Linked DNA regions of Homo sapiens: region 2 is linked to region 1. A link is a contact called in ENCODE Hi-C or POLR2A ChIA-PET data. All regions are on one chromosome and are shown on one strand. Each heading gives the region's core, a stretch centred on a gene start or an enhancer-like site at or near the end of the contact. The rest is flanking DNA. Distances are from core to core; before and after follow the strand shown. Region 1 overlaps CSNK1G1 (casein kinase 1 gamma 1). Region 2 overlaps ZNF609 (zinc finger protein 609).

What was found. A loop is a pair of places that touch in the nucleus more often than their neighbours do. ChIA-PET counts read pairs that join two places held with the same protein, here RNA polymerase II (POLR2A).
Region 2: a loop to region 1 is called in a map of right cardiac atrium, with 4 times the contacts of the local background. The contact joins two enhancer-like sites. A Hi-C loop is called at or near these places in 1 of 168 maps with a recorded cell type or tissue (right cardiac atrium). POLR2A ChIA-PET finds 5 or more read pairs at or near these places in 3 of 52 experiments (activated CD4-positive, alpha-beta T cell, activated CD8-positive, alpha-beta T cell and activated T-cell).

Annotation. Positions count from the first base shown.
Region 1 is chr15:64,178,769-64,182,006 of GRCh38, forward strand. CSNK1G1 (casein kinase 1 gamma 1) reads right to left here. Exons shown (of 12, transcript NM_022048.5): 11 at 1,580-1,686. Among named protein-coding and RNA genes, the nearest start is that of PPIB, 17 kb to the left of the region's middle. Within about 2 kb of position 1,568, at least 2 of the 41 ENCODE cell types and tissues checked have a DNase peak (open chromatin) inside an H3K27ac peak, as active enhancers do.
Region 2 is chr15:64,514,052-64,516,979 of GRCh38, forward strand. The region is part of intron 2 of ZNF609 (zinc finger protein 609); the gene reads left to right. Among named protein-coding and RNA genes, the nearest start is that of ZNF609, 55 kb to the left of the region's middle. RefSeq lists an enhancer at 401-480. Within about 2 kb of position 1,285, at least 4 of the 41 ENCODE cell types and tissues checked have a DNase peak (open chromatin) inside an H3K27ac peak, as active enhancers do.

The sequences.
Region 1 (3,238 bases), core at 318-2,817:
TGCACCTGGCCAAAAACTTTTGTGTGTGTGTGTGTGACAGGGTCGCACCTATCACCCAGATTGGAGTACAGTGACATGACCATAGCTCACTGCAGCCTGAACCTTCCAAGTACCTAGGACTACAGGTGCATACCACCATGCCCAGCTAATTTTTAATTTTTTTATAGAGTTGGGGTCTCATTATGTTGCCCAGGCTGGTCTCAAACCTCTAGACTCAAGTGATCCTCCTGCCTCAGCCTCCCAAAGTGCTAAGATTACAGGCATGAAGCACCACACCTGGCTAGAAAGGACTTCTTGAAGGTAAAATGAGTTCATCAAATAGACTGGCAGGGCTGGGCACAGTGGTTCATGCCTGTAATTTCATGACTTTGGGAGACTGAGGCAGGAGGATCACTTGAGCTTGGGGAATAGAGGCTGCAGTTAGCCATGATCGTGCCACTGCACTCCAGCTTTGGCAACAGAGAGAGACCCTGTCTCAAAAAATAAATAAATAAAAAAGATGGGCAGGAGACCAGGGGAATAGGCAGGAAAGACAACAATACAAAGTACATCTGGAAGGTGGAAGAATGCAGGTCTCAGTGGCATCTCACTAACTTACATTTAGAGGTATAAGAGTGTTCTGGCTTGTATTAAGCTACCTGGGGGCTCATGAGACTACTTAGGTACAATATCACTATAAATACGTTGTCTGCTTCAGAAAACAAGACCCTGGGATATCCTGAAGGTTCTCAAAGGGCTCACAAGAAAGGTCCTCCATATCAGGGATAGCAGCAGTTACTGACTCATGGTGTCTCTATCTCTCCCTACCTGGTATCTTCTTGAAGTCTAAATCTGGATCTAAATTTGGGATGGGGAAAAAAGTGGTAGAAATGCTGCTTTTGCAGCAGAATTGGCAGTTATCTCACCTTCCACCCCAGATTTTAAGAGTTTAAACACAGACCATGCAGCGCACCAAGGGGCTGGTGGTATGGGTGGGGCAAGACATACACATGCAAGAGAAGCAGAAAAGGGTGTGGGGCAACCTCCTTACCCTCCTGAGATGAGTATGACTTCCATTCTTTTCCCACACTCTCATTCACAGATGCAGACTATAATATTTTTCTTGCCTGACTTAGTCTCTCTGAAGCCAGAATCATTTGAGAGTGAACAAAATGGCCCTGAACTCCTTGTTCCATGATTGTACATCCAGTTGCTAGCCCACAATCAGAAATCGAATGCTATTCAGCATGGCCCATGGTTTAACAGCAGATTTTTCTCTATATCCCATATAGAGCAAGAAGCTCCACAGCCCCAAGAAGCTCATGGCTACTATCCACTGTAGCCCTGATAACATGATTCTTTCGGTTCACTATGTCTTTTTCATGTGAACTAGAAAAATGTGACTGTCTTCCCCGAAATCACAGCTAAAGAAGGGCAGTAGCAGCCTTAAGGTACCATGCAAAAATTAAAACAGTTAAGGAAGAAAGCTGTGGTTACAAGCATGAGAAATCCAGTCTGAGACGAGCAGCACACAGAGAGGAAGAGACAGAAAAGATTTTTCAACCCATGACTTAAGAGCCCCCTTGAAAGATGTACGTACTTAGCTTCCTCCACTACCTCCACCTCGGCATGAGCTGTGATTGGTGCATTGGAGTGGGCTCCCGTGGGATCATCAACATTCAGCTCTCCATTGGTTGAGCTAACCACCTGAAACAGAAAGACAGAAGTGTGTGACAGGCACCATGGCAACAGAAATCTCTTGCCAGCGCCAGACAGGGTCGCTAAACAGGCAGTGTCTGGAATGTTTGTTTTCCTGGGTTAAGGGATCAATTTAGGGAAGGTTCCCAGGCCCATATCATGCGAGAACACTAATATCAATGATGTAATCATATAATGATGATAATAACTTACATACTGAGTGCCTACTCCGTGTCTGACACTCTGCTACATTGTGTGTGTAAATCTAATCCTTACAAAAATCTTATGAAATAGGTTTTTTTACAGATGGAAACACTAACAAATGACTTAACCAAGGTTTAGAGTTAATATCTGTGAATTTCCATGAGGAAAATTTGTTCTAAACACAGATTCTTTCATATTGCAAAAACACACACATTACTTTGTTAAGTTAAAAATAACTGCATGGCTGACTTCTAAAGGTAAAATCACTTGGCTCCCTTGAATGTGATGGGTGAAGTCTAGTTCTCTCAGTTTATTATGCTATAATGATATAGACTTAGTGCTGATGTTGAAAGAAAAAGTTCTAAAAAGGAAGTCAACAGTGGGTACCAGAAACTATAAATAATCACACTTTCCTTCAGAAATTTCCTCATGGCTTTGAGCACTGGTTCGAAGTTACAAATAACAAGATTGTCACATCCTCTCCGACAAGAGGGAAGATGGTAAAAAAACACTCTCCCTTGGAAAGCCAGTCTTATTTCAACGATCTTTATTTCAGGTTCACTGCCATCCCAGTTCTCACTGATGGTCCCCGAAATGTAAGTGAAGGCTCTCACTCCTGTCATCTGGTTAATGTGGACCCAATCAGGCTTCTCTTGCATGTGTAGCTGCTTCTGCCACCTGGTTTCATTTCCAGCACATTATTCCTGTTTATGTGGGTGCTGGGAAGTGGGAAAAGGGGCCTCACTGCTGGACAAAACACTCTGCTTGTTAAAGACCTTGGCTGAAACATGGGAGAGAACACAAAATAGGATAAACAATTTGGATATCATATGCCCTTGGATAAGTACTTCCATCTATTTGAGATTGTTTCTTATAGGTTGATGAGAGAATTATACAAGAAAATGTATGAGACTGTCTAGTATAATACCTAGCATAAATAAGGGAAGCAGCATAGTGTAGAAATTGCCCTAATCAGCCCTAAGTTTGAACCCCAGCTCCACCAGTTATTTGCTGTGGGTCTTTGGGCAAGATCCTCAGTCTATGCCTAAGCTTCCTAATCTCTAAAATGGGAGAACAATGCTGCTTACCTAATGGTGTTTACTGTGCAGACAACCCACAGAAAGTGCTTAGCCCAGTGGCATGAGACATGGTAACAGCTCAATAAGTGGTCATCTTACTGTTATTCTCTCTCCGTAACTGTTTATTCTTATCTGCCTCTAGCTCAGGGGTCCTCACCAGCAGTTAATCCACAAAAATTTCCTGAATAGTCATAAAGAGGAGGGTGGGAGGAAATATATAGTACACGTAGCCTTTGGGACAGATAGGGTGAATACTACTTACTAGCAAGCTATATCCG
Region 2 (2,928 bases), core at 35-2,534, 340 kb after region 1:
ACTGCACTCCAGCCTGGGCAGCAGAGCAAGACCCTCAAAAAAAAAAAAAAAAACCACCAGTTCAAATCTCCTATCTCTGGCTTCCTCCAGAGCATATGCTCAATAAGCAGAACAGCTGTGAGGCCCAAACCATTCAAATTGGTTTTTGTTCCTTTCTTTCTTTTTTTGCCAGTTACATACAGTTGATTTTATAATGTTAAATATTATCCATTTAGTATACAAAGGTATTTTATGACAATAGAGCAAATCTTAGGATCCAGATTCTCTATGTAGTGGAAACTTTGGGTCCATGGAATGAATATAGCTTAATGTAATGATTATTGTAATATTTACATTTCAGTTCCAACCTTCATGTTCTTCACAGTGTCCACAAATTCCTTCCCTTTATTTCTGTATAGTAACCTCAGATCTTATCGTTGAATTGAACAAGAACTATCATGTAGCAGAGCTGTTCTCCTCTTACCAACATAAATATTTCTGAGCCTAGTTTCGCTTTCTTAGGCCCAGTGCCTTTGGTAGGTCCTTTGAGGTATACCTTTCACCTTCTAGCCTCTTCTCACTTTCACCTTTAGATTCTATCTAAACTATGCTTTTTTTTTTTTTTGAGACGGAGTCTCACTCTGTCATCCCAGGCTAGAGTGCAGTGGCGCGATCTGGATTCACTGCAACCTCTGCCTCCCCGATTCAAGCAATTCTCCTGCCTTAGCCACCCCAGTAGCTGGAATTACAAGTGTGCACCACCACACCTGGCTAGTTGTTGTATTTTTTGTAGAGATGGGTTTCACCCACACTTGAGGCTGGCCCCAAACTCCTAGTCTCAAGTGATCCTTCCGCCTTAGCCTCCCAAAGTGCTGGGATTAGAGGTGTGAGCCACTGCGCCCACCCTTTTTTTTAAAATTTTTTAATCCTGCTTTAATTTTTTGTTGTTGTTGTTATTTCTGAAATAACATTTTACATTTGTTGTTGGTCTTGTCTTAAGCAAATGGGATTATATTTAGTTATGCAGATTTAGGAAGGGCTCTTCCTTCCTTCTCAAATAAAAATAACCAGGAAAAAGCAGTCGTTTTCATATGTTCTACCTGGGACATTCATTATAGTCTGGGTACAGCATTGTATGTATCTTGAAAACTACTGTACTACCTTTGACAGTGAGGTGTTTTACCCATAGTTCAAAATTGCTGTTACTGCCTAGAGATGACACTGCTGTGAATAGTATACCTTATTCGAAGGCTTGGTGCTTTTAGGCATGGACTGGTGGCATCTCTTGGACAAGGCATTGCAATTGCCCTGGAGGACTGGCCAAACAAGTTTTCATGTTGAAAAGCTGAGTAAAAATGACTCTGGGTGTAGGCCAATATAGTATCACTCGGGAAAAAGAAAAGCACAATATGCCTCTCCCTGGGAAGCAGTTTGGCCAGGGCAAAGCTCCCAGAAATGGAAATTTAAGCTTGTTGATTTGGGAAACTCTTGGTATTTGCCCCTCAGCCTTTGTGAAATGGATCTTCTTTTTAAAGGGGGGAGGGGTAGGATAGAGGAGACTTAAAGGCTTAAAATAATGTCCCCTCTGAACCATCTAATCACCTCCTTAGAACTAAGCAGGTAAGGCTGGGCGCAGTGGCTCACATCTGTAATCCCAGCACTTTGGGAGGCCGAGGCAGGCGAATAACCTGAGGTCAGGAGTTCGAGACCAGCCTAGATAACATGGTGAAACCCCATTTCTACTAAAAATACAAAAAATTAGCCGGTCGTGGTGGCACACGCCTGTAATCCCAGCTACTCGGGAGGCCGAGGCAGGATAATTGCTCGAACCTGGGAGGCGGGGGTTGCAGTGAGCTGAGATCGCGCCATTGCACTCCAGCTTGGGCAGCAAAGGCGAAACTCCGTCTCAAAAAAAAAAAAAAAAAGAACTAAGCAGGTAAATGTCCTCATGTCACAGAAGAAAAGATCGACTTGTTTAGAAACCAAGTTAGGTAGGGCTGTCTGTAGTTGGTAGTAAATTATCAACCTGAAGTGGCATTCAGGCCAGAGAAAAGTCAGGGAAGATAGTTGGAAAATAAAACCCCAATGACTTTTTCATATTTGACTAAAATTTTCAGATCTCTTATTGTTCTTATTCCTTAGTCATATTTCACCCTCCTTCCTGTTTTATATCTAATAACCTGAAGCAGAAAAGGGCCAGGCCAATCCTACTTTAATCTCTTCCATTCCCCTGCCCCCCTGGAGTATATTTTTTAATTTTTAAAATTTATTTGTATTTGTTTTTCGTTTATTCAGTCTTGCTGAGTTAAGCAGAAACCTCATAGAGGTGGGGTTTTTTTGTTTGTTTTTGCTTTGTTTTGAGACAGAGTCTTGCTCTGTTGCCCAGGCTGGAGTGCAATGGCACGATCTCGTCTCACTGCAAGCTCTCCGCCTCCTGAGTTCAAGAGATTCTCCTGCCACAGCCTCCCAAGTAGTTGGGATGACAGGCATGCGCCACCACCCACACCCGGCTAATTTTTGTATTTTTGGTAGAGATGGGGTTTCACCATGTCGCCCAGGCTGGTCTCAAACTCTTAAGCTCAAATGATCCTCCTGCCTCAATCCTCCAAAGTGTTGGATTACAGGTGTGAGCCACCATGCCCACCCAAATAATACTTTTAAAGAAAACTTAGATTTTATTGTGGTGCCACTATATACTGGGCATTTATTAAGAATATATATATATTTTTAATCTTGTATTGATCTTATCTTAGGGATGGTTCCTTATAATTGCATTTATCCTTCTTATGTGTTTCTGTATCTTTCAGAACCATTTCCAGAATTAATCAGGCTACCGAACAATAAGTCCAGTCTTAGCTTATCAACTCTCAGGATGATTCTGATTTTAAAAATTTTCACCAGGTTCCAGCAGTCCCTTATACTATATCAATTTCTTCTCTCCTTAACCCC